Regions from separate parts of the Homo sapiens genome. Here region 1 is linked to region 2. The links are chromatin loops, found by intact Hi-C in ENCODE. Cell type or tissue: chondrocyte. All regions are shown on one strand. Each heading gives the region's core, and the rest is flanking DNA. Links, peaks and the distances in the headings are about the cores only.

What was found. Hi-C counts contacts between places; a loop is a spot of excess contacts. Peaks named below come from ENCODE experiments on the same cell type or tissue, not always from the same donor. Only the 100,000 strongest peaks of a DNase experiment are listed, where the experiment ranks them.
Region 1: it touches region 2 in a loop (4-fold over the local background); 9 of 110 quality-filtered maps call a loop at or near these places.

Annotation. Positions count from the first base shown.
Region 1 is chr14:74,612,892-74,629,189 of GRCh38, reverse strand. LOC101928352 (a long non-coding RNA gene) reads right to left here and starts at 16,005. Exons shown (of 2, transcript XR_944029.4): 1 at 15,895-16,005; 2 at 15,142-15,623. RefSeq lists enhancers at 6,132-6,998, 10,462-11,661, 16,270-16,298. In chondrocyte, for the core only: a CTCF peak has its summit at 10,359; no DNase peak of the experiment used is centred there.
Region 2 is chr14:75,082,691-75,094,798 of GRCh38, reverse strand. NEK9 (NIMA related kinase 9) reads left to right here. Exons shown (of 22, transcript NM_033116.6): 19 at 3,321-3,529; 20 at 6,158-6,319; 21 at 7,569-7,781; 22 at 10,113-12,108. The coding sequence ends at 10,235. Among named protein-coding and RNA genes, the nearest start is that of ZC2HC1C, 19 kb to the right of the region's middle. In chondrocyte, for the core only: CTCF peaks have their summits at 5,819, 6,050 (motif pointing right) and 10,070; no DNase peak of the experiment used is centred there.

The DNA.
Region 1 (16,298 bases), core at 5,716-13,715, 470 kb after region 2:
GCCCACTTCACACTACCTTTACCTTTCCCCTCCCACATCCTGGGAGAGTAACCTGAGGTCCCTTGGTTCCAACTCCTCCTGCCACGAAATATAGTATTAGGAAGCAGTGTAGTTCTAATTCCTTGTCACATGGGATGCCCCCTGTGGCTGGGCATGCAGCAGTTCGGAGATCAAGATTGCCATCTGTACAATGGGAAGCATGTACTGTTGCTGTCACCTCCTCCTTCCTCCCCAGCTGGAGTTCTTGTACAGAGACAAGAAAGAAAGATGTTTGACTTGACTTCATGAGGCAGGCTCAAAGCATGCACTTGGCTCTTTTTCCTTCAGCTCTGTTACCTAGCCTGGTTGGCATTTTCCTTGCAGTTTTGGGGCAGTTTCCTCGTATTAATGAATGAGCAGAATGAACGACTGCAAGCTCTGTGAGGGGGCCTGGCACATAGAAGATGCCCAGGAAATGTTGGCTGGGAGAATGGATTGCCTCTTGTGTGTCCTTTTTGGTGACCAGGCAGCACCGTAGCTTGTCAGGCCCACTCTGGGAGTTGTCAAGGATTCCTTCCCCTTTGCTATGGGTTCAAAGTTCATGTTGGAACAATGCCAGCTGACACAGACCTGACCATCAGCAGCTCAAGCAGTGCAGAAGCTCCACACAGCTTTCCAAGTTTTTTATTTTTTAAAAACAGGGTCTTGCTATGTTGACCAGTTCTGAAACTCCTGGGCTCAAGCAGTCCTTTCACCTCAGCCTCCCAAGTAGCTGGGACTACGGGTGCGCACCACCATGCCTGGCTAGGTGCTTTATATCCTCCTCCTCTTCCTATCTCAGGAACCCTCCACACAGTTACCATGAACTTCATCTTGTAGCCTCTCCTTCCCACATCTTATCCCTGGGGAAATGTTGTGTGAGGGTGAGGCAGAGACACAAAGACAGCTGGCCCCACATATTTAAAAAGGAGGACCAGTCCTCCCATGCCATCTCCCTTGCCCTTCAGTCTCTTTCTCCTGGTCTCCCAGGATTACTCAGTTCTCTCCACTGACTTTGGGAAAACCTGCTGTTGTGTGATCACCCACCCCTGGGCTAGCTCATTACTCAAGGGAGCCATCAGAGGTTGAAGGACCCCTACCCAACAGCAGTGAGGTCCCTGGGGCTTCAGGAGGCTGGGCCATTCTGCCTTCCCACAGGTCAAGCTCTCAATGCTTGAGATGAGGAGCCCAAGGCCAGGGGTGGAGAAGAGGTCTTCAGCAAAGAGAAGTCATGAAATCTTAGGAAAACCCTGGGCCTTTCACAGACTCGTACTCCTTAAAGATCTTCCTTCCATGTAGAAATCCCTTCTACAATGCCTCATCCAGGCTCTCTTTGAATACTACCGGTGTCAGAGAGCTCATTCATTACTCAGCAGTGGGATCTGTCCTGCCGTTGGAGAGCTCCACGTGCTGCATTTACTAGAGCGGAAATCTGTATTTCCATGTTTTTGCTGTTCCTAGTCCTGAATCTGAAACTCTATTGTGAACTCCACTGTGATAAATAAAGTACTATTTTTTTTTTTTTTTGAGATAGATTCTTGCTCTGTTGCCCAGGCTGGAGTACAGTGGCGCGATCTCAGTTCACTGCAACCTCCGCTTCCCAGGTTCAACTGATTCTTGTGCCTCAGCCTTCCAAGTAGCTGGGATTACAGGTGTACACCACCATGCCTGGCTAATTTTTGTATTTTTAGAAGAGACAGGGTTTTGCCATGTTGCCCAGGCTGGTCTCGAACTCCTGGGGTCAAGCATCAGCCTGCCTCCACCTCCCAAAGTGCTGGGATTGTAGGGGTGAGCCATCGTGCCTGGTTAATGGAAACTATTAAGTTTCCATTTTATGTGACACCTCGGTGGCTTTGCCTAGAGTTGGCCACAGTTTCCTTCTTTAAAATGTCTCTTTCATCGGGTTCTATGGCACTTCCCCTTTCCACTTCGGACTTTTCTTCATTATCTCCTTTGCAGGATATTCTCCTTTCCCCAACCTTGAAGTACGAAACTCCTCTCTCTTTTTTTTTTTTTTGAGACATAGTTTCACTCTTGTCACTCGGGCTGGAGTGCAATGACACGATCTCAGCTCACTGCAACCTCTGCCTCCCAAGTTCAAGCCATTCTCCTGCCTCAGCCTCCCAGGTAGCTGGGATTACAGGCATGCACCACCACACCCTGCTAATTTTTGTATTTTTTTTTTTTTTTTTAGTAGAGACAGGGTTGTGCCATGGTGGCCAGGCTGGTCTGGAACTCCTGACTTCAGGTGATCCGCCTGCCTTGGCCTCCCAAAGTGCTGAGATTACAGGCGTAAGCCACCTCCTCGCCTGCCCGAAATTCTTTTTTTTTTTTTTTTGAGACAGAGTTTTGCTTTTGTTGCCCAGGCTGGAGTGCAATAGCTCTATCTTGGCTCACCGCAACCTCCACCTCCCAGGTCCAAGCAATTTTCCTGCCTCAGCCTCCCAAGTAGCTGGGATTACAGGCATGTACCACCACGCCCAGCTAATTTTGTATTTTTAGTAGAGATGGGGTTTCTCCATGTTGGTCAGGCTGTTCTCCTGACCTCAGGTGATCCGCCTGCCTTGGCCTCCCAAAGCGCTGGGATTACAGGCGTGAGCCACCACGCCTGGCCTGAAACTCTTAACTCTTATAAAAAAAATTATAGAGGCATATATTGTATATCATATAATCTACCATTTTCAAGTGCATAATTCAATTTTTAGTAAACTTACCAAGTTTTACAACCATCACTGTAAATCAATATTGGAACATTTTATCATCCCAATAAGATGTGATGCCCATTTACTGTTAACCCTCGCCCTTAAATATACTTTTTGTCTCTCTCTGTGACAGAGTCTCTCTGTGTTACTTAGGCTGGATTTGAACTCCTGGGCTCAAATGATACTCTTGCCTCAGCCTCCTGAATAGCTGAGACTACAGGTGTGCACCACACCCAGCTAATTTTTAATTTTTTTTGTAGAGATAGGTTCTTACCAGACCATTTTGTAGAGACAGAGTCTTGCTATGTTGCCCAGGCTGGTCTTGAACTCCGGGCCTCAAGTGATCCTCCCCGCTCGGCCTCCCAAAGTGCTGGTATTACAGACATGAGCCACCGCACCTGGCTTCTGAGCCCTGGATTCTATCCAAGATGGCACTAGACCTTTAAGGAAGTTGTATTGTTAGTTTATTTTGAACCAGTAGCTACCTAGGCTCTCCCTATTCACTGCTGAATAGTTTGCACCACTGTCTCCCCAAATTTGGGTCATTTCACATGAGCTGGTATCAAAACAAGTATCTCTTTTTTTTTCTCTTTTTTGAGATGGAGTCTCTCTCTGTCACCCAGGCTGGAGTACAATGGCGTGATCCTGGCTCACTGCAACCTCCGCCTCCCGGGTTCAAGCATTTCTCCCGCCTCAGCCTCCCAAGTAGCTGGGAGTCCTGAACTCCTGACCTCATGTGATCCACCCACCTCGGCCTCCCAAAGTGCTGGGATTACAGGCTTGAGCCACCACGCCCGGCCCAAAGCAAGTATCTCTTATCCTTAAGTTAATTATTAATTTATCTGGACCAAGATGTAAGACTTTTTTACTTATCTCTATTAAATTTCTAGATAAGATCAGTTTATATTTTGCTTCTATCATCCAGTTTTATCATTTATTCTTCTAGTTCTATGTCATGTGAAAATTTGATAAAAATTATTTTTCTTTTCTTTTTCTTTTTTTTTTTGAGATGGAGTTTTGCTCTTCTTGCCCAGGCTGGAGTGCAATGGTGTGATCTCGGCTCACCGCAACCTCCACCTCCCGGGTTCAAGCAATTCTCCTGACTCAGCCTCCCGAGTAGCCGGGATTACAGGCAAGCATTACCACACCTGGCTAATTTTTTTGTATTTTTAGTAGAGACAGGGTTTCTCCATGCTGGTCAGGCTGGTCTGGAACTCCCAACCTCAGGTGATCCACCTGCCTCAGCCTCCCAAAGTGCTGGGATTACAGGCGTGGGCCACTGCGCCCGGCCTAAAAATTATTTTTCTGATCTCAAAATTGTGAGAAGTTTTGTGTAGGTTACATCCCTGTCTCATGCATGTTTATAGGTCTCAATGACCTCCATTCATTCATCAATGTGGGGAATGGTTGTTTAAACATCTACACATATGCCTAATTGCATTACCATGAGCTCCACATTTTCTCAGCCTATCCACATTGAATATCATTTCCATTTCATTTGAATATCATTAAAAATAGGACAACATTTCTCTGGTCAGGAACCCTATTGAAAAAGGAACTGGGGCTGGGTTCTGTGGCTCACATTTGTAATCCTAGCACTTTGGGAGGCCAAGGCGGGAGGACTGCTTGAGACCTGGAGTTTGAGACCAGCCCTGGGTAACATGGCAAGACCCTGTCTCTACAAAAAATACAAAAATTAGCCGAGCGTGCTGGCGCGCACCTGTAGTCCCAGCTGCTTGGGAGGCTGAGGTGGGAGGATCGCTTGAGCCTGGGAGGCAGAGGTTGCAATGAACCAAGATTGGGCCACATCACTCTAGTAGAGTGAGACTCTGTCTTAAAAAAAAAAAAAGAAACGGGGTTGAATGGGGTGTGGTTTAGTTTGTGTGAACCTGGCTCTGGTAATCACAGCTTTGCCTTCTCTTCCTCAGCCTTTTCACCTTCTCCTGGCTGAGACATGCCCAGCCTTCCAGCCCCAGCTCAGACAGCATCTTCTCTAGGACCTTCCCTGACCATCCTATGCTCCCAGGCTGGATTAGGTACCCTGTCCTTGTATTCACATTGTACCCTGATCTTATCTCACTCACAGCACTTACCATGATATGTACTGTCTGCCTTTCCTACTATACTGGCAGCTGCTTGAGGGTAGGGACCGTCCTTAGCCTTATTCTTCTTGGCAACTCTGATGCCTGACAAAGGGATACTCAAGAAATAATGGCTGAAATGCACCAGGCACTCCTCAGGTATCTGTTTGATGTCAAGCACATAAGGCTTCTCTATCTATGAAGCAAAGCTATGAGGGAGGCCGAAGAGCAGGTGGGCTTGGAGATGTATATTGTGACACCCGGCATGATATAACTTCAACTTGAGCTTATGGGATCAGAGAAGAACCTGAGGCCCAGCAAGAATGAGTGACTGGGGACAAGAGCCTGACTGAGGCTGAGTCCCCAGAGGAACCCGGGGGGTCCAAAGGGAGTAGGAAATTCAGAGAGGGTTTAGAAAAGTGGAGGTAGCTGGGGCAAGGAAGAGACACAGTCTGGCTAGTGGGTCATGGCGGCAGGAGCCCAGGGGCCAGGCCAGAGCTGTTGCACTGGCAGCTCCTCACTTTCTAGAAAAGAGAAGCCATGGGGGGATGCAGTGCTGGGAAGCAGGACTGGGCATTGTTTTAAGCATGGCAAATACCTGTCTGGCATCTGTACGACTTTATGTTTAGATGTTTATTTTGGGGTGGCTTTAGTGAGGGTTGATGAGAATAAGATCATGCTGCTTCCTCCTCACCCAAGTGACCTCCCTGTTAACCAGAAGACATCAGTTTCAGAATTCCAGGTAGTTGTCTGCCCACTCTGGGGCCAGCTGGTGGCTTGGATGTGGGAAAAAGATTCTTTTTTCCTTTTCTTTTCTTTTTTTTTTTTTTTTTTGAGACTGAGTTTTGCTCTTGTTTTTACCAGGCTGGAGTGCAATGGTGTGATCTCAGCTCACTGCAACCTCCGCCTCCCGGATTCTAGTGATTCTCCTGCCTCAGCCTCCTGAGTAGCTGGGATTACAGGTGCGTGCCACCATGCCCAGCTAATTTTTTTGTATTTTTAGTAGAGACGGGGTTTTGCCATGTTGGCCAGGCTGGTCTTAAACTTCTGACCTCAGGTGATCCACCCGCCTTGGCCTCCCAAAGTCCTGGGATTACAGGCGTGAGCCACCGTGCCTGGCCAGATTCCTTTTTCTGAGCGAAGGAGCTCGTTAGAGCTAAGCTCCACATGCATTAGCCCCAGCCTTCCCCTCCAGCCTCCTCCCTTTCCATAACCTTCTTTCTATGGAAACTTCAGCCATACAAGCTTCTTGCAATCCTTCCAGTCACTCAGGATTTGCACGTTCACTGCCTTTGCCTTGGCATGCCCCACCCTTCCCCATATGCTAAACTGCTTCTTAGACTTTAAGATTTAAGTCAGAGGCTGGGCACAGTGACTCACATTTATATTCCCAGCACTTTGGGAGGCCGAGGCGGGTGGATCACTTGAGCTCAGGAGTTCGAGACAAGCCTGGGTAACATGGTGAAACCCCGTCTCTATAAAAAAGACAAAAAGTAGCCAGGCATGGTGGTGTGTGCCTGTGGTTCCAGCTACTTGGGAGGTTGAGGTGGGAGGATCACTTGAGCCCAGGAGGCAGAGGTTGCAGTGAGCTGAGATTGCACCACTGCACTCCAGCCTGGGTGAAAGTAAGACCCTGTCTCCAGTAAAAAAAAAAAACAAAAAACATTTAAGTCAGAAACCAGGCGTGGTGGCTCACACCTGTAATCCTAGCATTTTGGGAGGCCGAGGAGGATGGATTACTTGAGCTCGGGAGTTTGGAACCAGCCCAGGGAACATGGTGAAACCCTGTCTCTACGAAAAATACAAAAATTAGCCGAGTGTGCTGGTGCATGCCAGTAGTCCCAGCTGCTTGGGAGGCTGAGGTGGGAGGATCTCTTGAGCCTTGGTTTGAGGCTGCAGTGAACTGTGATTGTGCCACTGCACTCCAGCCTGGATGACACAGCAAAACCCTGTCTCAAAAAAGATTTAAGTCAGAGTCATGACTTTCTGAGAAATGTTCTCCAACCAAGCCCCTCCTCGCACAATTAGCAGTTTTTCAGTAAGTCCAAAAGGCTGTGTCAATTCCCCTATGGAAGCACTTAACATCACAAAGGGAGTGAAGTTGTCCCCGTGCCTAGCACAGTGCCTGACACATATTAGGTGCTCAAAAAATGTCTGTGGAATGGGAGGGCATCATGATCCCAGCCAAACAGGCTGAATTTTAGAAATGGGTGCTTGGAAGCATCTCAGGCAGTGAAAGGAATTCCAGGCTTCACAAAATAGTGTGCCTGAGGATACCAATACACAACCTGAGACGGAGATTGCGGGTGGGAGGTCTCAGCAGCCAGGCAGGGGTGGATAGTGTGTGTGTGAGTTGCGGGGGGCACTCCATGGAGCAGTGGCTTTATCAGAAATGGGGACTGTTTCCCTTCAACCATCATGGACCCTTCCCTGTTTCTTCTTGTCAGCCAGAGGAGGGAAGCTGCTGACAGCTCATCTCCAATACGCCCTCCGGGACCCTCGAGCCACCCCTCTCCACCAGCAGCTTTGCCACTTACACTCACCATCAGAGATGTTCCCAAGCCCCGAGGCCCTGCCCTGACATGCATAGTGACTCTTGGCTTCCCTGGCCCAGACGGCCAGATAGCTCCCAGCTTCTTGCAGCAGCTGAAAGAGTTGAAAGGCCTGGGAGTCAGGAGGCCCTGGTTCAAGTGCTGGCCAATAACCAGTCACATGACCTTGGGCCAGCATCTCTCCCTCTTTGGGCCTCAGTTTGCCCTGCCATAAATTGAAGAAATGGGATGGCCTATCTCGGGGAGTCCCCTCCACATGCACATTCTGTGGACCCTGCAGTTCCTTGGATCCACATGCTCTCCTTATCTGTCTGCTGCTCAAATCAAAATCTTAGTGTTGACAGGGAATTTGTAAAAATCTTCTTTTTGTAGATGAGGAATCTGAGGCCCAGGGAGGGGAAGGGGTGTGATCAGAAAGATGTACTAAGGGCAGACACAGAATTCCAACTGGAGTCTGCTCCCAGACATGATCTGACTTTGGTTTTAATGACTGCTTGGAATGGAAGAATTCTTTGCACCAAAGCCGCCCATGTGCCTAGCATAGGTTCACATAGGGTATGGCTGGTGCCTCTTCAGCCTTCTGTAGGCAATCAGTTCAGGGTCCATCCTTTTGATCCTGTAGTAGAAGCCAACCAACCTAGACCAAGCCCTGGTGGGGAGACCTGAGCTCTAGCCTTCTCTGTGTAACTGACTAGCTGTGTGACCCTGGGCAAGTCACTCCACCTCTCTGGCTTTATTGCGGTGTGGTTATACGAGCTCCATTGGGCTGTAAGCTCTAGGGAACATGGACTTGTCTGTTTTAATCCCAGGGGGTTGGCTTTCAAAGTAAAGTTTCTTAGTTGAAATTTCAGAGAGAATCTCATTTGTTCAGCAACCAATGATGTCTGTATTTAAGTCAGCCCACAGAAATCTTAGGTCACTGACTGGCCAGTGAAAGGGCTGCCTGTGGCTCAGGTGCTTATCTTTGGTTCAATCCACTGTGGCCTGGAGTGTTATGTCACTGATAAGTACAGTTGCTTTTTCTAGGCATTGTTTAGAAAGGTATCTATTGGATCTCTATTGTCTTGGTGAGGAAACTGGCTCAATGAGTCACTTAGCCCAGGGCACATAACTGGTAAATGATGGTGCTGAGGTTAGAACCACAAAGCCCCTTGTTCTTCCTACTACTCCAGGACCCATAGCTGTGGACTAGTCATGCAGAGCAGAGTGCAGTACGTTGAGGGCTACAGGGATTTGGTGGAAGCAGCAAACTTTCCAGATGGAGGGAGGTGCCCAGGAAGTCTTCATGGAAGAGGCGGCCTTTAAAATGGGAGTTTAAACAAACAGGCAGGGGTGGTGAAGAACATTCCAGATCAAGGAAATAATGTCAGCCAAGGTGTTTGGGTGAGGGGATGGGGGAGAGGAAACTGGGTGGGATTCTGAGAGGGTGAGACTGTGCGGAGTGTCAGCATACATGGCTGGGAGGGTTATGAAACAAGCTTGTGTGTCAAACCCAGTAAGAAGTTTGGGATTGATTTGTGAAGTAGTGGGGATCCATTGAAGGTTGTTGAGCAGGTGAGTGACTTAATCAGAAATGGGCTGCCAGAAAATGTATGGTTAGTTCCCTATAAGTCTGTTCCTCCTGGGAGGCACAGGCTGTTTCACCTTTGCTGTTGTCTTCAGTCAGAAATGGGGAGGAACGGAACAGAGCTGAGGAGATGCCGCTGGCACCACCACTGTTAGGCGGAGGACCAGAGGGGGAGTAAGAAGACAGTGGGCAGGGCCAGGCCTTCATGGCAGGTCATGGGGGGTGAAGAGGAGGAGGAGCAGCTGGAGACGACTTTCCTTCCTCTCTTGGCCATCAGCCTCCTCTGGCCTGAGGTCTGGTCTGGTGAGGCAGAGTACAGAGCATGCCTGTGCTGTCTGTGTGAGTTCCTGAGGAGTGAGATCTTTAATTTTTGTCTGCTGAGCCCTGATGGGCGAGAGGCCAGCCTGTGTTACAACCTCTTGGGGGCCCCTGGGCCAAGGCACTCAGACCACAGTGGACGGAAACAAGGAATGAGTCATTCAGACTAGGACTAGCCGGGGCCCACTGGGATCTGCTGCACCTCGCCTGCCCCCTCAGCCTGGTGTCTGTGCCCTTTCCTGGGGATTTGCCAGGTCTGGGTCTGTTCCTGAGGGACTGGGGCCCTAGAGAGGGTATTGGGGGCACCAGGGCAAACATCATTGAGCCCCCACTCTCCATGGATGATCCAGGGAAAATGGACTCAGGGGATGATGGCAGAAGGCATCCTCTTCCTCTCTTTGTCTTGACAATGGAGAGTGAGAGGGAGCTGGCTTGCAGGCCTCCCTGGGGAGAGCTTGTTTTAGGAAAGACCCTACTGTAGACCTTCCTCTCTGCCCCTGCATCCCTCATCCCTCAGGGTGTGAGGAGTGTTACTATGACCCAGCTCAAAGCCAAGGTGGGCACAGGCTGGAAGATGCCAGCGACAGCCAAGGGAAGCTGCTTCTTGTCCTTTTTTGTCCTCAAATTCCTGCACAGCCATTCTAGAAGCCTAGATAGGCCTGCACAATCCCCCAGCCCACAGGGTTTTCTTCCTGGGGATTTTGAAAGAATAATCCAGGTACATGAGCTCTCCCCATCTGGGTAACTCTCTCCACCTCCAGCAGAGCATATGAAGTCCCCTTGGTCTCACTGGGAGGAATTACAGGGAGGAGGTCTTCCAGCTGCTCACACTGTTGTCCTGCTCAGGTCTTCAGAGACTGTGCTTGAGGAGAAGTTATGCTTCAGGCTCCCCCGGGGGTTTAGAAGATTCCTCCACCCCTCCACCCCCAGCCAGGGACTGAAGGAATTTATGCAGGTAAATAGGAAATGACATCTCAGCTTATAGTGAATGGCACGGAGCTTTCAGATCAGCCCACCCATGCACCAGAGACTGGAAATGAAGGGAAGCGAAGTGAACTAAGTGATTTGAAAGAGCTGCCCATTTCCCATCATTGCAGGACACCCTGGTGTGAGTGCAGTGTGCTGCAGGGAAAACAGCATGGACTTTGGAGTTGTTCAGACTTTTTAGTTGAATCCTGGCTCAACTCCCAGCTGTGTGGCCTTGAGCAAGCGACTACCCCTCTGGGCTTGTGAAATGGGAATGGCAACACCTCTACCACACAGAGCTAAATAGACATTGTATGTATGTCATTTCTCTTTCCCAAAGAGAAAAGCTACGAGTTGAGATGAGCTCTATTCAGCAACTGCAGACTACTTGATGGAGGTGGGGTGAGTGTGGCTGTGACTTCCTTCCTTCTTCTCTGTGGGTGCGAATCAGATTCACCGCCCTGACTCAGAGCGGACCCCTAGCTGGTAAACAGGCCTGAGGAGAATGGGGGATGCTTGGTGGGGGCTGACCTGTGACCACAGTCCCATGCAGCCATTAGCACCCCCACCACACCACAAACAGCTGTGCATGCTTCCAGCTCTGAGAAAAATGCAGCTGTCGGTGGTCTCCCTTCCCCTGGAAGCTGGCATTGGTTTAGCATCTGGGACCAGACAAACCAGGAGTGAATCCCAGCGCAGCCACCTACTGGCTTGTGACTGTGGATGAGTCATTTACTTCCCCGAGCCTTCATTTCCTCATCTGCTATGTGGGGAAATAATAGCACTTCCTTCATCAATAGCGCTTCTCATTAAACAAGGAAGTGACTATAAGATGACTTGGCACAGTGCCTGGTACCTTCTGAGTGCTCAAGAAATACCAAGGCTGGATGTGGTGGCTCACACCTATAATCCCAACACTTTAGGAGGCCGAGACGGGAGGATCACTTGAGTCCAGGGGTTCAAGACCAGCCTGGGCAAAATGGCAAAACCCCGTCTCTACAAAAAATACAAATTAGCCAGGCTTGGTGGCGTGCACCTACAGTCCCAGCTACTTGGGGGGCTGAAGCTGGAGGATTGCTTGAACCCAGGAGGTGGATGCTGCAGTGAGCCGAGATTGTGCCACTGCACTCCAGCCTGGGTGACAGAGTGAGACCCTGTCTCAAACAAACAAACAAACAATAAATGAAATATCAGTTGGTAAATGGAGGAGTAGTAATTGACACCTGCCCCTAGCCCCATGACAGGGTAAACAGGGCTGGCTAGCTAGTTTGTCCTGAAGAGAAAAATGGCAAAAAGAACATCATTATCTCAACTTTCAGATAAGAAAGTAGAAGCCAAATGAAGCTCAGAACTGTGCTGCATTCACAGAAGACGGAAATGAGCTCAGAACTGTGCTCCGCTCACAGAAGACGTAAATGTTCACCACATGTTTGTGGGAGGGCCCTTTCCAGCACACTCTGAAATACAGGCCAGCTCACCTTACCTTTGCAGGAACATCCATACCATGGCTATCACCACCAGCCAGCATGTCATACCCACTTGGAGGAGACAGGCACCGGCAGACCAGGGCAGGGTGGTTGTGAATTCTTGAGGGGACGCCAGGTCATGGCACCTAAGGTGGAATGGTTCTGGCAGCCTTTGCGGGCCTTAACAACCTCACACAGGAGGGAGTCGGCACCTCTCTGTACGGCCTGCACCTTCCAAACTGGAGGCTGAGGCTGCGCAGTGCTGGGGTCCCAGCTGCCCAGTGTCTGGAGCAGAACATCCAAGCCCATGAGCGGCTCCCGTCTGGAAGGCTGGGGGCCCAGTCAAACTTTCCTTCAGCGATTCTGCCCTCTGATTAACCAGGAAATGTGTTATTTGTTCTGAGCAGGGGAACAAGCTCTCCTGGGGAGAGGAATTCAGGGCTGGAGGTCCAGTTACTTCCAAGCAAGAAAAATCCCTGGAATTCTTTCAGGAGTCTGGGTCTCAGCAAAGGGGGCCGAAATGTGGCCCTTGTTTTTGGTCCTTATTTACCAAATTAGCTCAGGTTCTGGTAGACCTCTGGCTGCCAACATTATTCCAGTGAGACATGGAAAAGCAGTGAGTTTGCCCTGGGAGTCCAGGAGACTGCTGTCCCTTGCATGGGGCATGTGTCTGGGCAAACCTTTCCCTGCTGGAATCTCTTTATCAACCCTTTAGACTCTCTCTGCCGGGTTTTCCAGAGATGATTTTCCTCTCCAGACCCAAGAGATGGGTGAGTAGGCTTAGCAGCGATCTAATGAGGGAGAAGGCTTTAATCAGGGGGTGGGGAAGTGACACACGGTGAGTCAGCGGCCATGCTGAAACAGCTTCCCTTCTTTCACTGGGCCAAGAGGATTAAGGGTGGCAGAAAGTTCTGATAACTCCACATCTCCAGGTACATGAGCTCCAGGTACATGAACAGTGGGCTGGCAGGCAGGGAAGAGGGCATTTGGGGATATGCCCTAGAGCTCCTTTGGTGGTGATAGTGGTGGGGTGGTTGGAAAGGTCATGATTCAATTGTGAAGAGGGCTCCAGGCTTACAAGCCCGGGGTGGAGGCAAGGCGGTGTAACCTTAAAAGCTTGGGCTCAGGTGGAAAATGATCCAGGTTTGAATCCTGCCTCTGCTATTTATCAGCTGTGCCATCTTGGGCAAGCCAGTAGCCATTGCCAACCTCAGTTTCCTCCTTTGTATGCGTGGAAATCATAATGCCTCCTTTGGTTGGTTAAATCAGCCAATTGATGTAACATGCTTAGTATGGCGTTTGGACTAAAGTAGGCTCTATCGATTTTGGCAGGTTAAAAAAAAAAAGCAAAACTCAAGTGTTTGTGGGATTGGAGATTCTGAAGAGCTGCAATCAGTCCCAGCAGTTAGAGGGTAAGGGAGATATGGGCAGTAAGTAGGTGGCAGGACAGAGTGTGGCGCCGGGATGGGGTAGAAGATGCCAGTCTTTGGAGTAGATGAACTGGGTTATGGTCCCCAGGCGAACAGGGTGGGAACGTCCAAGGACCACTTGTACTCACTGAGGAGTGGAAGGGGCGCCCGATGGTGAGGGAAAGTTGGTCTGCGTGAGGGTTTTGGCGGAGGCGAAGGGTGAGGGATGAATGGGCGGCAGACTTCCAGAAATGCAGACGGAGGAGACGGAGCAGTAATAATGACTTGGACACACAGGAGGAAAAAATAGCTCAGGGACGAAGATGATGCCAAGGTTTCTGGCTTTTGGAGGCCCACGGGGATCTGAGGTGGGTCTTGAGGGATCTAGAGGGGAGCTTCTGAAGGAAGTGGGTAGGTTCCGGGGAGAGGAAGGGAGCCCAGAACTACAGAGGTGGGTGGATATCTGGGCAAGGAGAGGTAAGTGTGGACCTGGGGCTTCCACAGCTGTGAAGGAGCAGCATCCCAGGAACAGAACGCAGCATTCTGGGAACTAAGGGGCATTCATGGTCAAATGCAAGGGGTAGGGTTCAAGGAGATCTTTAGAGCCAGCCCCAAAGGCAGCAAGCACATGAACCTGGATCAGGAGCTGCCACCCAGAACTCAGTTCCTCTCTCTTAAAATGGGTCTAATGATACCAGCCCTCCCCACTTGATGGGATTACTGTGTCCTTCATTCAGTTAGCTATCCATTTCACACATACTTCTTGGCTGTTCTAGGTTCTGCAGAAACAGTGGTGAGCAACGCAGACAAGATATCTGTTGCTTTAGAGCTGTCATTGTGGTTTGGGAAGTCAGACAAGAAATGATTTTATAGGTTGTTGAATAGGACTTTTCCTCTGCTCTTGGAATATCTGCTGAAGCCACAAAGATAGAACAATGAGGGCTAAATATTCTTGCATTCTGAAGAGAAGTACTAGACACCTTACTAAAGGCAGAACAGGTTCAACAGCAATCAAACTACATCCCTCAATTCCAGTCTACAAATGAAAGGGATTGAAGAAAGTCACTGAAGCATAACACTGCTGCATTTGTGGGCAGGGCTGAGATTTCCCCTGAGGGAACTCCCCAACTCAAACCAAATGAAGGGAGCTCCCAGAGAGAACCAGTCATCTGCAAGAAGAGGAGGCTCTGTCCCTATAACTGTCCCCCCACTGATGCTGACTATGTTGCTGGATGTTACAGGCACCTCGGTGCATTAAACTACAGCAAGACAGTTCATGGGAGAACCCAACATATGTCTTTAGGAATTGAGGACGTACATAAATGAAGAGACTTGTGTGCACTTCCTGTCTGGAGAATTCTGATCGTGGAGCCTCGCTGGAGTGGCCTGTGTGGCAAGGTGAGAAGTGGGCAGGGTGAGGAGCGGCCAACCCACCATTGTTTTGCCTGGCATAGGTGGGACAGTCCTATGAGAGACAGAGGATGCAGGGGTCTCCGAGAGGTTGGCCAGAGAGTAATTTGCTATGGCAACTCAGGGTGGAGGTCCTGTAGAGAACCTCCCAAAAACCCACATATGTGCCCATGAAAAAGCCAGCGCTTGGCACCTGCCAACCAAGGGTACCTGTCACATAAGACTTTGCTACTTTTCCTCTAACACCTCTCTCCCAGCCTTGACAAAGAGGAGCCACAGCAGAAAAGGGAGGTCAGGAAAACAGACCACACCCCACTCTCACCACTGCAGGATCTCTAGCAAAGGGACAGGGGAGAGGAGGACTATTAAATGGGATGTGATATTGATTAACTTGGATGAGATTTTGATCTGGACAGGAGCAGACTTTTTGTGTCTGAAAATGGGTCTTAATTATATTAATAGAATAGTTCTCGTGTCTGGTAGGGATGACCTCTCAAGCCAAGGACTCTGCCTGAGATGTCATTAAGGGTGGGAAAGGGAAATTTACCATAATATGGTTGAAGGTAGTAGTGGAGCAGTTTCTGGATAGTCCCTCTTTAGGTTCAGCCCATTAAAAAATTCAGTTACACGAGCAAACAAATCAATAACAAGATGATGTCAACTGTTTTATGAAGATGAAACAGGGTGGTGTGTTAGAGTCATGACTGGGGTGAGGGAGGGCTGCTCTAGATTGGAGGTCAGGGATGGCTACTCCAGGAGCTGATATTTAATCTGAGAGGAGCAGTGATGAGGAACTACCCTCTAACATCCTGGAGAGGAACCTTCCAGTAGAGGGAAGGGGGCATTCACTTGGCTTGTTCAAGGAGCAGAGAGAGGGCCAAGGCAGCACAGTGTGGTGGGTAAGGGAGAGCAAGAGGCCAGATGAAATCAGAGCGGGGGCAGCCAGCTAGGGTTTGTAGGCCAAGGCCAGGGGTCGAGGCTTTATTTCAACAGTAGATATTACCTGGGCTTGTCTTTTGTGTGGTGTGGGAGGTTGTGAACTGGTGCCCACATGCCAGCTCCTTCACTCTGCCTCTCTGGGAAATAGGCTGTACAAATGTGCCAGGGGCAGCCCTGTTGATCCAAGCCTTTAGGCTGTAGGGAGGGAGCATGGGTGAGAATGGTGTGCTGATTACTGGGGACACGCAGACAGCGGCAGTCAGCATTCCCACACCCCTGCCCGCCTCCCTGCTAACACAAGATGTGAATGCACACACTGGGTCAATCGGGGTCACCGAATCCCCCTCTGGGAAATTCCCGAGAGAGTGAAGGGCTGGGTGGGATCCCGGGAATGGATTCAGCCAGAGGCGGGAGGCCTAGATTCCACTCCCCTCTTTCACATGCGCTATCTCCTTGAGTGACTTACTCAAGAGGCTCCGTGTCTTTGCCTCGGTGAAAAAGAGGACCCCTTGGCCGGGCGTGGTGGCTCACGCCTTTAATCCCAGCACTTTGGGAGGCCGAGGCGGGCGGATCACCTGAGGTTGGGAGTTCGAGACCAGCCTGACCAACATGGAGAAACCCCGTCTGTACTAAAAAATAAAATAATATACAAAATTAGTCAGACTTGGTGGCGCATGCCTGTAATCCCAGCTACTAGGGAGGCTGAGGCAGGGGAATCGCTTGAACCCGGGAGGCGGAGGTTGCGGGGAGCTGAGATCGCACCATTGCACTCCAGCCTGGGCAACAAGAGCGAAACTCCGTCTCAAAAAAAAGAAAGAAAGAAAGAAAGAAAAGAAAAAGAAAAAGAAAAAGAGGACCCCTCTTCTACCG
Region 2 (12,108 bases), core at 2,505-10,504:
TTATTTATTTATTTTTTTTGAGGCACAGTCTTGCTCTGTCATCCAGGCTGGAGTGCAATGGCGCAATCTCGGCTCACTGCATCCTCTGCCTCCCAGGTTCAAGTGGTTCACCTTCCTCAGCCTCCCAAGTAGCTGGGATTACAGGCATGCACCACCACACTCAGCTATTTTTTGTATTTTTAGTAGGTTTGGCCAGGCTGGTCTCAAACTCCTGGCCTCAAGTGATCTGCCCACCTCAGCCTCCCAAAGTGCTGGGATTACAGGCATGAGCCACCATGCCCAGCCCAGATTCTGATATTGTTTGGAATCAAAACACATAAACACCCAGAATAAAAGCAGATTAAAGCTGGGCACAGTGGCACAGCCGTTAGTCCCAGGTACTCAGGAAGCTGAGTCAGGAGGATTACTTGAGGCCAGGAGTTCAAGGTTACAGTGCACTATCATCATGCCTATGAATAGCCACTGCAATCCGGCCTGGGCAACATAGCAAGACCCTATCTCGAATAAATGAATAAATACATAAACAATCGGTCAATCAAACAGATTAAACCTCCAAAAAGAAACAGCTGAAAACATGATCTAGACTTGTTGAACTTCAGTTTACACATATACACTGACTTATTACACCATATTATATATAGTTAAGTAGCCCATTGCTTGGCATCTCTGTTTATGTATATTAATATCTGTCAAAACTGACTGAAGATCTTTCGCTAAGCACAGCAGTTCTACTACAAGTTTGTTTTACTAGAACAGTATTTAAAGGAAAAACATAAAATTAAAAGCAAATGTCCATTGGTGGGAAGATGTAAACTCGAGGAAGAGCAGGGATTTTTGTCTTTTTTATTTATCAATTTTATCTACTTCCCTAGAACAGTGCCTGGCAAATGGTAAATGCTCAGTAACTATTTGTTGATTAAATGCGTTATAACCATCCATTGGAGTGAAAGTGAACATCTCCAAATATTTCCATAATGTGAAATGTAAAAAGCAAGTTGCAGCAGACTACATGCCTTTTTATAAAGTTTAGAAACAAGTAAAATAGGCTGGGTGTGGTGGCTCACGCCTGTAACACCAGCACTTTGGGAGGCCAAGGCAGGCAGATCACAAGGTCAGGAGATTGAGAGTATCGTGGCCAACATGGTGAAACCCTGTCTCTACTAAAATACAAAAAAAAATTAGCCAGGCATGGTGGTGCACACCTGTAGTCCCAGCTACTTGGGAGGCTGAGGCAGGGGAATCACTTGAACCTGGGAGGCAGGGGTTGCAGTGAGCCACGATTGCGCCACTGTACAGCCAGCCTGGCGAAAGAGTGAGACTCCATCTCAAAAAAAATAAATAAAAGTAAAATGAATAGTAATGTATTATTTAAGGATACATAAAGGCGATAAAGTTTTTAAGAAGAAATGATAAATATAAAATTAAACAGAATGGTTTCATCTGGGTAGGAGGCCAGAGAAGGAAGGAATTCACACGGCAAATACAGTGATATAGGTAATGCTCTAGTTCAGCAGTGTCCAGTAGATCTTTTTGCAACAATGGAAATGTTCCATATCGGTGCTGTTCAGTATAGTAGCTACCAGCTTTCTGTGGCTATTGAGCACTCCAGAGAGTGGCTTGTGTGACTGAGGAACTGAATTTTTAATTCTCTTTAAGTTTAAGCGGGCACATATGGCTAGTAACTCATATTGGATAGTGCAATTCTAGTTCTAGTGGCAAATAGACCTATGTTTATTGTTAGGCATGAAAATTTACACGTATGTTAAAATAGTCTTAGGTATATCTAAAATGCAGCATAATCTTAAAAAGCCATTTAAAACAAAAAGTAAGCTTCAGAACTCACTTTGGTAACTATAGTTCTGCTGCTTCCGTAGGATCTCAGCATGACCCAGTTAGTCCCCAGGCCAGCACAGCAGGTGATAATTAACCCTTCTTTACATTTAGCCTCAGAAAATACCAGGCATCAGAACAAGGATCCCTGAGGAGTAAGAGAAAAAAAAAAAGAAAATACCAGGCAATTTTTCTTTAACTTTGACAGATTAATCTTCTTAATTATATTTTTATTTGGCCCATATTAAAATTCAGTTTCATTTCCTGACCACACATCAGCTAGTCTTCATTAAGGTTGCTTGGAATATGCTGTATGATATGAAAGAATCAGCCATTATATTATAAAAATGGATACAGATAGTCGTCAGAGAATGTAATATTCACATTAAATTTTGAAGAATTGGCCGGGCGCAGTGGCTGACGCCTGTAATCCCAGCACTTTGGGAGGCCGAGGCGGGTGGATCACTTGAGGTCAGGAATTCAAGGCCAGCCTGGCCAACATGGTGAAACCCTGTCTTTACTGAAAATACAAAAATTAGCCAGGCATGGTGGCGGGCACCTGTAATCCCAGCTACTCAGGAGGCTGAGGCACGAGAATCACTTGAAGCCAGGAGGCGGAGGTTGCAGTGAGCCAAGATCGTGCCACTGCACTCTAGCCTGGATGACAGAATGAAACTGTGCCTCAAAAAAAAAAAATTGCTGGGTGCAGTGGCTCACGCCTGTAATCCCAGCACTTTGGGAGGCCAAGGTAGGTGGATCACCTGAGTTCGAGACCAGCCTGGCCAACATAGTGAAACCCCGCCTCTACTAAAAATACAAAACTTAGCTGGGCATGGTGGTGTGTGCCTGTAATCCCAGCTACTCGGGAGGCTGAGACAGGAGAATTGCTTGAACCTGGGAGGCAGAGGTTGCAGTGAGCCAAGATCGGGCCACTGCACTCCAGCCTGAGCAACAGAAGCTAGACTCGGTCTCAAATAAAAAAAAAAAAGTTGAAGAATTCAACATTCAGATTTTCCCCGGACAGGGAGTTAATGGTAAGTTTATCTGGCAACTTTAAGAGGAGTTTGGCTCAAATATTAAAGACCTTTTTATATAAGATAAGTGTCTATGGAGGATGCTGGAATCTGAATGTATCTCTTAAAGAAGCAGAGTAAGCATGGGTGCTAGATTTGGTGGGCTGTGGTTGGGGGGATTGTTTGGTAATGCTTTTAGAATATTGATAACCTGCTATGGATACAAGATAAACAAAGTTGGTAAATGGAAGTGAATTATCATTATGAGCATCCTGATATACAAATACAACTATACAAAATTACAAAACATAGTTTGTATGAAAACCAAAAATTTAGTCCCTAACATTTGACTTGCACTGTTGCCATTGCACTTCATGCAGCTTATAGGCACCTTTCCAGGGTAAGTAGGGTTGTCAAATGGTAAATCTGTCTTGCTGCATAGCAAAGCTGTCTATTTCTGTGCTGTATATCTGTCAGTGTTTCAGAGCTCTAGCCCGGGAGGAGGCGGCGGGGGCGGCGGTGGTGAAGAAGAGGACAGTCAGCAGGAATCTGAAACTCCTGACCCAAGTGGAGGCTTCCGAGGAACAATGGAAGCAGACCGAGGAATGGAAGGTTTAATCAGTCCCACAGAGGCCATGGGGAACAGTAATGGGGCCAGCAGCTCCTGTCCTGGCTGGCTTCGAAAGGTAATTCCTTTGGAAGAAGTAACTTGGATAAAATATGTGGCCCTTTGCAGGAACTAGAAAGAGCTGTCAGGGTCTCTCAGTTTTCCAAGTACCTAGTAAACTGTTGTGCATCCTGAATCCAGCCTTCTGATTTCTACCTGGAAAGAAATTGCCTAATCACTAATCCTTTTTTCTTTCCAAAAAGATAAAAAATGTTCTCATACCCTTGTTACTTAAGTGAATGTATTATAAGTTACTATAACCTACCTTGATGGCAGTTTTTGTAGTACATGTATATAAAGATTAAGCTTACAGATTTTATACTGTCATTTATAGAAATGGAATATTGGAGCAGTTGGAATGCCTTACAATAGGAAAATGGTTGATGAAAGTTGAGATACAGAAAGTAAAAATGTTGGATTGGGCACAGTGGCTCATGCCTATAATTCCAGCACTTTGGGAGGCTGAGGCAGGAGGATCACTTGAGCCTAGGAGCTCAAGACCAGCTTGGGCAACACAGCAAGACCTTGTCTGTACCAAAAATTTAAAAAATTAGCCGGGTGTAGTAGTGTGCACCTATAGTTCCAGCTACTCAGGAGGCTGAGGCAGGATGATCACTTGAACCTGGGAAGTCGAGGCTGAAGTGAGCCGAGCTGTGCCATGATTGTACCACTGCAATCCAGCCTGGGTGACAAAGCAAAACCCTGTTCAAAAAAAAAAAAAAGTAAGAATGTTGAAGTATATTTATTTTCATGGAAAGTTACTCACAACATATGGCTATGCAGAAGAGGATGATATATCTGTATGATCTCATTCTTTTAGGAAATATGTAACACACAAAAGAATGTCAACAAGACTATGTATTGACAGTTTTTAAAGTGGTTGTCTGTAAGTGATGGAATTGCTGGTGAATTTTATTAGTTTCCTTTGCCCATTTGTATTTTCTCATTTTCTACAGTAAATATTTATGGTTTGTGAAATTTTAAATTTTTTACCAAAAAAAAAAAAAAAAAGACCGAGCATGATGGCTCCCAGCTGTAATTCCAGCACTTTGGGAGGCCAAGGCAGGAGGATTGCTTGAGCCCAGGAGTTTGAGACCAGCCTAGACAACATAGGGAGACCCCATCTCTATAAAAATTTAAAAAAAAATAAGGCCAGGGCCAGGCATGGTGGCTCACATCTGTAATCCCAGCTCTTTGGGAGGCCAAGGCGGGAGGATCACCTGAGGTCAGGAGTTTGAGAACAGCCTGGCCAATCATGGTGAAACCCCATCTCTACTAAAAATACAAAAATTAGCCGGGCAAGGTGGCTCACGCCTGTAATCCCAGCACTTTGGGAGGCTGAGGCGGGCGGATCACAAGGTCAAGAGATCAAGACCATCCTGGCCAACATGGTGAAACCCCATCTCTATTAAAAATACAAAAATTAGCCGGGCGTTGTGGCGCACGCCTGTAGTCCCAGCTGCTCAGGAGGCTGAGGCAGGAGAATCGCTTGAACCCAGGAGGTGGAGGTTGCAGTGAGCCGAGATTGCGCCACTGCACTTTGGCCTGGTGACAGAGCGAGACTCCGTCTCAAAAAAAAAAAAAAATTAGCTGGGCATGGTGGCACGCACCTGTAATCCCAGCTACCTGGGAGGCTGAGCCAGGAGAATCACTTGAGCCCAGGAGGCGAAGGTTGCAGTGAGCCGAGATCGCACCACTGCAGTCCAGCCTGGGCGACAGAGTGAGACTCCATCTCAAAAAATAAATAGATAAATAAATAAGGCTGGGCGAGGTGGCTCACACCTGTAATCCCAGCACTTTGGGAGGCCAAGGCGGGCAGATCACTTGAGGTCAGGAGTTTGAAACCAGCCTGGCCAACATGGTGAAACTCTGTCTCTACTAAAAATACAAAAAATTAGCCAGTTGTGGTGGTACACGCTTGTAATCCCAGCTACTTGGGAGGCTGAAGTAGGAGGACCACTTGAACCTGGGAGGTGAAGGTTGCAGTGAGCCGAGATTGTGCCACTGCACTTCAGCCTGGTGACAGAGTGAGATTCTGTCTCAAAAAAATAATAATTAGCCGGGCATGGTGGCACATGCCTGTGGTCCTAGCTACTCAGGAGGCTGATGTGGAAGGATTATTTGAGTCCCAAAGGTCAGGACTACAGTGAGTCATGGTTGTGCCACTGCACTCCAGCCTGGGCAACAGAGCAAGACCCTGTTTCAAAAAAAAAAATCTGTAGGTTTAAAGCTCCCTGTCTAATAAGACTAAACTTGCTAGTGATTTGAGGAGCGTGAACAGAGGAAGCAGCATGCTGTTCTGTCTGCACCTTTAGCCTCAGCTTTCAGCAGTGTTGCAGCCAGCCTCACTGACACTTCCTTGGAGCGCCCCAGCTCACTGAATAGCCTGTGTAGAATAAGCGTGTTGGAGTGACACACCAGAAACTCCAGCCTGTGTTCTTTGAGTTTGCCTTTGCATCACTGTTTCTCTGATGAAGGGGTGGCAGTTTTTTCACAGGTAGGCTGTGATATGTTGTTAACCACAACTGTCTTGCCCACTAGAGGGTGCTGAAGTCATGAGAGAGGGAAAACTATAGCAAAAAGAAGGGAATTTGGGAGGAAGCAAATACTGCAAACAGACTAATGAGATTCTTTCTCATATACATAGGAGCTGGAAAATGCAGAATTTATCCCCATGCCTGACAGCCCATCTCCTCTCAGTGCAGCGTTTTCAGAATCTGAGAAAGATACCCTGCCCTATGAAGAGCTGCAAGGACTCAAAGTGGCCTCTGAAGCTCCTTTGGAACACAAACCCCAAGTAGAAGCCTCGGTAACTGAGCTTTTTGCCTTTGAATCACAACTAGGTAAACAGTCACTGCAAGCTCTGCCTGGTTCTTCTGGCCTCGCTCTAGCTTTTGGGTTTCAGCTGCCCTGCATCAACTCATTATACTGTCTATTCAGCAGTACTTAAAGCCTCAACCCAAGACTAAACTGAGTTGCCTCAGAAAGGTATTTACCCTTCCACATTTCTGACAGGCTAACACCTTTCTAAAGGGATTGTCTTTTCCCTCTGCCTCAGAAATACCAAAATTCAAATTCAGTTTTTCATGACACTGGCAGGGTAGGTTAGAGGCTCTAAATATAAGAAAGAAGTAATACTGGTAGTCTAGTGAGGAAGCAACACATGTACACCTAACCTTGGTAAAAATGACATTGTGGTAAATACCTCAGTAAAACTATAATCCAAGGTCATGAAACTTTTTCTATAAAAGGCTACATAATTATTTTAGACTTTTCCTATTAAAGGCCACATAGTAATTATTTTAGACCATTTTAGACAGAAATGTGTACAGCCTCTTTTGCAACTACTCAACTCTGACATTGTAGCACAAAAAGCAGCTTCAAGTAATACATAATGAATGGGCATCCTTGTGTTCCAATAAAATTGTATTTACAAAAACAGGCAGTGGGCCAGAATTGGCCTATGGGCTATTTGTTGAACCCTCCTATAAAAAAAGTACAGTAGAAAAGAGAAAAATCCAGACTAGGATCATCAGAAAGCTTCCCAGAAGAGGTAATAATACCTTTGAAACTTCAAGGTGAATGTTTTAATTTCTCTGTCAGTTCACCTTCTTAAATTGTGTTGGTGGTCCTGTTTACTGACCACCTCTCAGATCTTTTCTAAAGTGTGATTCACTGCATATCATGAATATTGACCCTTTGGGTCTGTGATCTGAAAGACTTGTTCCAAACCAAATCATGCTTTTCCCTACTTCAGCATTTTAAATGAGAAGATACCAAGGTGCTTTAAAATTTTTCACAAAGTCCTCCAAAATAGATGATTGGTCTCCCACCTTGGCCTAATGGGGACTGAGGCAGAGAGTTCACTTTCCATGTTATGTCAGTGCCCATCGCTGTTATAATCCTAGCATTTCTGTTTCTCGTACATATATTCATGTGTATATATGATTTATCTTGTTAATTTAAAAGTAAAATCCGATTGCACTTAGAGGAAGTTTGGATTGAGGAGCTATGACACCTGGGCAGAACCTCCTGCAATCTCCTTCTTGTCTCTCTAGTCACCTCGGCTGAATCCTGCAGTAACCTGTGCTGGGAAGGGAACACCACTGACTCCTCCTGCGTGTGCGTGCAGCTCTCTGCAGGTGGAGGTTGAGAGATTGCAGGGTCTGGTGTTAAAGTGTCTGGCTGAACAACAGAAGCTACAGCAAGAAAACCTCCAGATTTTTACCCAACTGCAGAAGTTGAACAAGAAATTAGAAGGAGGGCAGCAGGTGAGAGCATTAAAAGAATAATCCAATTTCTAAGCCTGTTTTGAAGAATCACAGAAACAAAACACAAAGTACTGAAATAGACTTGTTCCTTTGCAGGTCCTTACTTTTTTTTTGAGACGGAGTCTCGCTCTGTTGCCAGGCCAGAGTGCAGTGGTGCTATCTTGGCTTACTGCAACCTCCGCCTCCCGGATTCAAGCAATTCTCCTGCCTCAGCCTCCCGAGTAGCTGGGACTACAGGTGTGCACCACCATGCCCGGCTAATTTTGGTATTTTTAGTAGAGACAGGGTTTCACCGTGTTGGCCAGGATGGTCTCGATCACTTGACTTCATGATCCACCCGCCTCAGCCTCCCAAAGTGCTGGGATTACAGGTGTGAGCCACCACGCCTGGCCGATCCTTAGTTTTTAATGATACCATTTTTGTAATTATAATCCCAGAAGCCTTGGGCCTTGTTCAGGCACCTAGATTGAATCATTTTCATCACTTGCATTGCTTTTTCTTAGTGTATGTTTTTTCTTTTACAATACTTAATTACATACCTCTGAAAATAGACATTCTCCTGAACAACCACAATACTATAACCACACCTAAAAAAATTAATACTAGTATTGTCAATTCTCATCTAGTATCCAGCTGATACCTCAATTTTCCCAGTTTTCCCCCACAAAAATGTCCTTTATAACCATTTTTTATCAGACTAGAATCCAGTCAAGAATCCCACATTATATGTATGTCTCATTTCTTTTCATCTAAAACAGCTCCCTCCACCACCATCACCTTTTTTAAATTATTTTATTTTTATTTTTATTTTTATTTTTATTTTTATTTTTTGAGACAGTCTCACTCTGTTGCCCAGGCTGGAGTGCAGTGGCGTGATCTCGGCTTACTGCAACCTCCACCGCCCGGGTTCAAGTGATTCTTCTGCCTCAGCCTCCCGAGTAGCTGGGACTATAGACGCTTACCACCATGCCCAGCCAATTTTTGTATTTTTAGTAGAGATGGGATTTCACCATATTGGCCAGGCTGGTGTCAAACTCCTGACCTCGTGATCCACCTGCCTCGGCCTCCCAGAGTGCTAGGATTACAGGTGTGAGCCACTGCGCCAGGCCTTATTTATGTATTTATTTTGAGACAGGGTCTTGCATTGTCACCAAGGCTGGAGTGCAGTGGCACAAACATGGATCACTGCAGCCTTGACTTCCTAAGCTCAAGTGATTCTCTGACCTCAGCCCCCCAAGTAGCTGGAACTACAGGCATGTTCCACCATGCTCTGCTTCACCTTTTAAAAAAATACTTTTATGACATTGACTTGTTGAAGAAACCAGGGCAGTTGTTCAACAGAATGTCCCACATTCTAGATTTGTCTTGTTTTCTCAGGGTGTTGTCTAACTTGTTTTTCTGTCACCCTGTCTTTTCTGAAAACTGGAAGTTTAACCTAAGGCTTGATTAGATTCACATTAAACATTTTTAGTGAAAATACTTCAAAGGTGATGCTGCTTGCATTATTTTTCGAGAGCCATGCTATTGTTTTATATAGAGGGAAGTAGAAGCAGAGAAATAGGGTTAGGCCCTTGGCTTTGCCATTTGCCAGCTGTAGGTGTTTGGGCTACTTTGTTTTCTCTGAGCCCTGGTTTCTCACCTGAAAGAAAATAATAGACACCTTGTATGGTTCTTTGGAGGATTAAATGAACTAATGTTTATGAAATTACTTTAGAAAATAATATACAGGCTGAGCACGGTGGCTCACACCTGTAATCCCAGCACTTTGGGAGATTGCTTGAGCCCAGGAGTTCAAGACCAGCCTGGGCAACCTGGTGAAACCCCATCTCTACCAAAAATAAAAACTAACTGGGCATGATGGCACACGCCTATAGTCCCAGTTATTCAGGAGGCTGAGGTGGGAAGATCACCTGAATCTGGGGAGGTCAAGGCTGCAGTGATCCGTGATCACACCACTGCACTTCGGCGTAAGCAACAGAGCAAGACCCTGTCTCAAAAACACACACACACACAAGGTAAGATTGGCAGCTATAGCAGGGAGAAGATTGTTTTGCCCAGGACTTTTTCCATTTTAAAACTAAGAGTTCTGCATCCCAGGAAACCCCGCAGTCCTGGACAAACCTGGATAGTTGGTCACCCTACCTGCAGTAAATATAAAGGTATGGACTGTATCTAAAATAGTGCCATGAGCGTCTCACAAGATCGTGGCTACAAATCCTTAGCCACGCCTTAGCCAATGCCTTAGAAGTTGGCATTGAAAATATAGTACTGAACTACTTCTGTGACTAGGTGGCACTGTTGCTAATGTGGAACCGTGTTTTATCCGGACAGGTGGGGATGCATTCCAAAGGAACTCAGACAGCAAAGGAAGAGATGGAAATGGATCCAAAGCCTGACTTAGATTCAGATTCCTGGTGCCTCCTGGGAACAGACTCCTGTAGACCCAGCCTCTAGTCTCCTGAGCCTGTAGAGCCCCCAGGAGACTGGGACCCAAAGAACTTCACAGCACACTTACCGAATGCAGAGAGCAGCTTTCCTGGCTTTGTTCACTTGCAGAAAAGGAGCGCAAGGCAGAGGCTCTGAAGCACTTTCCTTGTACATTTGGAGAGTGGCATTGCCTTTTAGATAGGATCTAGGAGTGATTTTATTGTTTTGGAGAATGGAAGGGCCCCCATGGCCCTGGCTTTGTCATCAGTGACTGCCATAGCAACAGCAGCTCTGTACCTCATCTGTTGATCCCACCTTTGAAGAGGAGACACAGTGCTCACCTTAATTGCGCTGGTAGCAGCTTATATCCCATGTATCATTTTCACCATTGATTGGAAGCTGCCTTGGGAATTCAGTACCAGGCATTACCCCTCTGGGTGGGAGAGGGAGAAGTGTAAAGTTGGAGTGGGCTGGAATCAGGTGTGGCCCGCCCAGTGTCCTCTGCAGAGTGGTGAAGTAGTCTGGCCCTCTTGGGAGCCCTGAGTCCAGGAAAATATGTCTGATGGAGTCAATCTAGGGCTTGTTTCGAAAAAGTTCAGTTACTCTGTGCAGCTAAATGCTTTAGGAGGAAAGGTAGGCTTAGGTTGCTTTTCCTCTGAGGGTTGATTGAAATTTCTTCAGTGAGGAATAGAGAAAGGGCAGGACCCTCCTCATCACACAGCTGGTGTTTCAGGCTGTGACCAATGCAGGGTGGGATTTCCTAACTGTGGATGAGGGGATGAGGTGTCTCTGAGGGATGAGGTGTCTCAGAGAATTGAGTCCATGGGGCAGTCAGAATAGCCTTAAGAGAAAATCATGAAGGAGAAGAGGTCCTCCTTTAGCTGCCTCTACTTGGTATCTTAGAGAGGGCTTAGAGGGCTCTCAGTCTTCTGCCCATGAAAAGACTTCTTTGAGCCTCTGCCTTCATGGCTCTTAGGGTTCTGATCTTGATATCAGCAGCCCCAACCACTTTCTTTCTGAATGTCTAGTCAGTATTTTTCCCCTTTTGGTGTTTTATGAAGCCATGTGGTAACGAATGAATCTGTATCATTTTTCCTACCTGAGTGGCCCAAAGCCAGCACCAAACCCTGGGAGTCCCTGAAGCCTAACAGAACAGGTAGAACTTGCAAAAGGAATTTGGCTGAGAGCTCACTTCTAATCCTGTACTCACTGTGTCTTTGTAGATAGAAACAAGCTAGCTTTACCAAAGAGAAATAGTGTCATAGAAGAACAAAACTTCATATAGAAAGTTCTAGGCAAGTATTTGATGGTTTCCTTAAGGATGTGAGCTTTGTATTTCCACCTAGCCTTGTAAAATGTTCCTGTGGTATTTTGTGTCACACATCCTACCTTTGATGAGTCTCACATCCCACCTTCCTATAAACAGCTAAATTAATTTTGTTTCATCTTCCCCAGACCAAAATGTTTGATAATCTTATCAACATTGTGGGAGGTCTTGTGCAATGGAAATTTTGCCATTTCTCCAAAACTGGTGGCATAAAGGCTGATGCTTGGGGAGAACCCCATTGCTCGGGACAGGCAACTCTGTTCAATGGGATCTTCTTTGGTTTGATGTTCCCATTGTTTTCTCAGTTCTGGGAAGCCTAGTACATTAGTACTAATGTAATCACTGAAACCTTTTCTTGAAATAAGGGAAGCAGCCAAACTTTGATTAAAGTTGCAAGTTCTGGGGACTTGCGGGGGTTGTCATAAACTGTAACAGTGGGTTTTGGTTCAGCATGTAAATGCAACTTTGATTTTCTTGAGGACCGATTGACCTGTCATGTCCCTGTATCCTCATGCTCATCATCTCAGCAGGCCTGAGAGGCTGGGTCAGTTTGGGTGTTCATCATGAGGATTG